Regions from separate parts of the Homo sapiens genome. Here region 2 is linked to region 1. A link is an interaction called in ENCODE POLR2A ChIA-PET data of the cell type or tissue named here. Cell type or tissue: K562. All regions are shown on one strand. Region 1 overlaps HBP1 (HMG-box transcription factor 1). Region 2 overlaps COG5 (component of oligomeric golgi complex 5).

Evidence for each region. ChIA-PET counts read pairs that join two places held together with the same protein. Peaks named below come from ENCODE experiments on the same cell type or tissue, not always from the same donor. Only the 100,000 strongest peaks of a DNase experiment are listed, where the experiment ranks them.
Region 2: POLR2A ChIA-PET joins it to region 1 with 7 read pairs; 4 of 35 experiments call an interaction of 5 or more read pairs at or near these places.

What each region holds. Positions count from the first base shown.
Region 1 is chr7:107,171,823-107,174,322 of GRCh38, reverse strand. All of the region lies in intron 1 of HBP1 (HMG-box transcription factor 1), which reads right to left. Among named protein-coding and RNA genes, the nearest start is that of HBP1, 4.1 kb to the right of the region's middle. In K562, no CTCF peak of the experiment used is centred here; no DNase peak of the experiment used is centred here.
Region 2 is chr7:107,493,508-107,496,007 of GRCh38, reverse strand. All of the region lies in intron 6 of COG5 (component of oligomeric golgi complex 5), which reads left to right. Among named protein-coding and RNA genes, the nearest start is that of GPR22, 25 kb to the right of the region's middle. In K562, no CTCF peak of the experiment used is centred here; a DNase peak (open chromatin) is centred at 987.

The sequences.
Region 1 (2,500 bases):
GGCTATCAGAAGTTTGGTCCTGAGAAAACTGAAGTTCTGCTACTGTAAAGCTACCATACAGTAAGAGAAGCTACACTTCAAGACAACAGACTTCAGTTTCACTCTTACTAGCTGTGTAACCGGGGACAGGTCACTCACTCAATCTCAGACTCACGGTCGGTCCCTCTACTTACCTCACAGGGCTATTCTGAGAATTCAATATATGAAAACAAAATTCAAAACTACATACAAATGGAAATTTTCTGTCTCTTCTGTCTATTCTCAACTATTCTGAAGAAAGAAAGCAAGGTCTCCAATACAATAAAGGAATACCAGGGAAGCCCTTACATTTCTTACTCCCCTACATATATTATACCAATTACATACTCATTTTGATAAACAAGCTCCTCTTTCAAATATCTCCTGGTAGAGCTAACCCTATTGTTCATTCATGCTTTTGTATACTGCTTTGGTATCAGATTCAACACAGCTTGCCTTGTATTTTAGTTAACTCTGCACATGTCATCTCTTCACGAGATCAGTGATTCTCAGTATCTATTTTCCAGAAGTTGTACTCTGAAATGTCATGTTCAGTGTTACAAATTTTACTTTCTTAGAATGCCCCATTGCTTTTGGTATGCAAACTTCCAGAAGCAAATATCCACAAAATCTTAAGACAGGAGAGAAAGAGAGAACTAGAAAAACCTAAGTCTCAATGAATGAAGAAGGAAACAGTTTTACAAAATGCTTACCTACACAGCACTTCCATGTACTTCATCTAATTTTATTTTAAACTCAGAACAACTCTGTGAATAAAGTATTATTATGGATGAGGAAAACAGGACTATGATGACTAAATGGGATCATTTTCTTTTTGAAGGCGAGAGCTGAGAGGGAAAAAAGACAAAAGGTATAAGCCAGCATGGGTTACTTCCTGCTTTCAAGTGCCTATTATTCCCTGAATCCTTACTTTTCCATCATCATCATGGAATCCACAGCAGGATCTTCTATATGCTCTCCCCTAATCCTGAAGGATTTCCATAACCAGTCCAGACTACACGCTCAAATTGTTTTCAAAGAGTAGGTGAAGAAAAGGTAATTTGCAATTAATTTCTATCTCTGAAACTGAGGTATTTTAAATGGATTACATAATTACATGCTAAAACAAGCCTCCATAACAAAGTATATTAAATGCAACTTTCTATACCAAAAGCATCTCTGAGGCTGTAATGCTGTTCTTTTAGAGTATTTTCAACAAAACTTCAAAAGATTTCACAGGTATTTGTCTACAACTCTAGTTTGCCACCGGGCTACAAGAAAAGACAAAACAACAACAAAAACCCTTAGTGGATTCGTTTTGGTCACTTACCACTTTCATGGCCCTGAACAATTAAATCTCTAGGCCTGTTTTCTTATTTGGACCTGTTTTTTTTATTTGTAAATAAGACTAGTGGCCAGGCCCAGTCACTCAGGCCTGCAATGCCAGCACTTTGGGAGACCAAGACAGGAAGATCGCTTGAGCCAGGAGTTCAAGACCAACCAGGGCAACATAGCAAGATCCCATCTCTAAAAAATTTTTAAAAATAAGTAAAAAAAAATGGGACTAGTACCTATCTACCTATCAGAATTGTTGTAGGTATAAAAGATATTACATCCCACAGACACTGCCCAATCCACATCTATACAAGTTCTTAGTAATTTCATGCTCATTCAACATGAAATACTATATTGATCAAGACAATAGAAAACCCATTAATAGCAGAAGCAGTCATCCACAAACTGTTTTAGGAGTACTGTCAATTCAAATAAGTATTTAAGATGAGTCATATAAGATAAGTCACATATTAAAACGACATCATCTAAAAATTCTTATGAAACTTGTTTTCCTAAACTTTGGTGCTTCATAATTTCTATTATCATTTTCTATGGAGAAACTAGAAACATAATTTTCTCCATAATGTGGTTCACTGAGTTTACAAAACTAAGATGAAACTAGAAAGTGAAATCAAAACTTCATTCTATAATTTATCAGTCGAGTAAGCACAAACAATATTTTGCTTTAAAGTGGTTAAATGGCTCCTCAAAAGTATAAGATAAACTCCTAAACATTTTTACATTATCTATAAAAACTTGTGGGAAAAGCTTTTTTTTAAAGCTATGATCAATAACTTTTAAAAACTCAACCACAATTATGGAGAAAATTATGTTTCTAGTTTCTCTATAGAAAATGATAGTAGAAATTATGAAGCACCAAAGTAAATGCTGATAAGTATATGAAAAATGTGAATGTTACTGATATCAGGCAATTAATAAGAATATTAGAGTATGCCATTTTTCCCTGAATTTTGTGATATGCAGGTATCTGGCAGCTTTAATTTTTTTTTAATTCATTGTGATTTATTTTTCCATTCTAAGTAAATACTCACTTTCATACTTAACAGACATAAAATTCCTGGCATTGACTCTTTTTTTTTTTTTTTTTTGGAGAGGAAGTCTCGTTCTGATGCCCAGGCTGGAGTAC
Region 2 (2,500 bases), 320 kb before region 1:
GAGTTCAAGACCAGCCTGAGCAGAATAGCGAGACCTTGTCTCTTAAAAAAAAAAATAATTAAAAAATGAGTAAAAATAAATAAAAAATAAATGAAATAAAGTATTTGGCCAAACTCACCTGTGAAGTCATCTAGTCTGGGATTTCCTTTCTTGGAATTTTCTGCTTTCTTTTATGTTAATCAAATACTTTTGTGTCTTCTATTTTATTTTGTTTGTGCACTTTTTAGCTCTGTGCTTGTACTATTTTTCTAAGAATTACACTGTAATTCTTAGAAATTCACTGGAGATTGCAACATGCATCTTTAATTACCACAGTCTACTTAGTGTTGAATTACTTCAGGTGAAATAGTAGCTGCTTTGAAGTCTTTGCTAAGTCCCACATATTAGCCCTCTCTGAATCAATTTCTATTGACTTTTTTTTTCCTTTTCATGCATATGGATCATGTTATCTCATTTATTTGCATGTGAAATAAATTTTGGTTGAAAACTAGACATTATGGATAGTACATTTTATTGATTGTAGATTCTGTTATGTTCTCTGAGGATTGCTCATGTTGTTTTTGTTCTAGCCTGTAGAACAAATTTAACTTGTCTGGTCTTAAACTGTACATTATTTTCCCTGCATTGTGTAGTTGCTGGTTTTGCTCAGTTCTTTAATCTTACAGCTGCCACTTTGGGAGTGTAGTACCTTATGGTTTTCCCTGTACCTGTGTAGTTAGCTATCGCCAAGGATTCTGGCAAAGTTGGTACTAAAATTATGGCCCTTACCTCTTTTTCCTTTGTGTGTTTCTTCCCTATCCTTTCAGTTGCCGTGCCAGCCATGAGCTCAGTCCTCTGACACCGCAAGTTAGTAAGGCCCCAGCTTTCTGCCATTATAGCTGTGCACTGTTTAGGGAATGCTATCAGTCTGAAAAAGCAGCAGACTCACTCATTTTACAGATCTTGTAAGGGTAGATTCCTCTCTGACTTTCGATTGCTTTTTTCTCCAAATCCCCATTGGATCTCTGCCACGCATATGTATGTTAATGATAAGGCGGGGATTTGGTCTTGCTCCTGTGGCTCTCAGGATTCCACCCACTGACCCCTCGTCCCCAGCTTTATGTGAAATAACTACTCTGCCTGCCCTGATTCCTGTTCTCAGCCATCTCCAGAATGTAAGTCTGTATCTATGGGACTTGGAATGGGAGTTGTGGTAGTGAGTGCCATTAGACAAAAATGACCAGACTTGGAATTCTTACTCATTGCAATTTCTATAATTAAAAGTAAATCTTTCTTTGGTTATTTCTGTCGCCTTCAAATGCAGTTATTCATCGTTTAATGATGGGGATATGTTCTGAGAAATGTGTCTTTAGGTGATTCATCTTTGTGTAAACATCATAGAGTGTATTTACACAAACCTAGATGATGTAGCCTACTACACACCTAGGCTATATGGTATATCCTATTGATGTTGCTGTATTGAATATTGTAGGCAGTTGTAACACAGTGGTACTTGTCTACTTAAATATATCTAAACATAGAGCAGGTGACATATTATGCTAAGGTCACTGTGGCTGTGACATCGTAGGCAATAGGAAATTCTCAGCTCCATTATAATCTTATGGGACCACTGTTACTAATTAAAACATCATTATGTGGCACATGACTATGGTGTGTTTTTAGAAGTGCTTTATATAGGTTTAGAGCTTATCTGCTGGAAACTATGCCTGACCAGTTCACTCTGCCATTAGTGGAAGCTAGATGAAACTAATTTGTATTTGCCTGTTTCTCATAGGCACTCAAAGACTGTAAAATTGGATATGCATTGTAAATTTAAATCACTTTGATAACAATCTGTGTAGGTTGAGAGCTTATGCATTATTTTTAGTTTGAAATTGGAGGTAATATTAAATATAAACTTAAATTTTATGTATATAAAATTTCTGTACTCCCAAAGAACAAACGGATATAAGAATGTTGTCAAGTACCTTTACTTTGGTTTTTGGGGTCTATTGCTATTAAATTACTTTGTTTTGAAAAGATGACATGTCTTGTGGAAATTTTTAATACTCAAATTAGTTTCATGTTATTATTTTTCTAGCTATTTAACAATTTATTTTCTAAGGCACATCTTTCCCTTATTTAGAAGAACAGCAGAAGATCTGTGTCCCAATAGAAGTTGTTCTTTCTTTTTGCCAAAACTAATTCAAAGTAGCAACACCTTTTTCATAGTCTTTGAATATATTTAATATGGGGATTCTAAGAGATTCTAGATGTTGCATGTGTTGAACTCATGGGTCTTGTCACTGGTTTAAGTTCGGTCTTGTTTCTATGACAAGAACAGTGTTGTGCTTTCTAGAAGATATCATCTAAGCCTGTGTCTTCCAATGTGACTTTAGCCTTGTGGTGACATTATTTAGGGATTGAGATTTGTGGGACACAGGCAGTTAAGCAAAGAGAGAGGAGTCTAAAATTATAAATAAGTTCTGTTTTACAATGAGAAATTTAATTTATTCAGCCT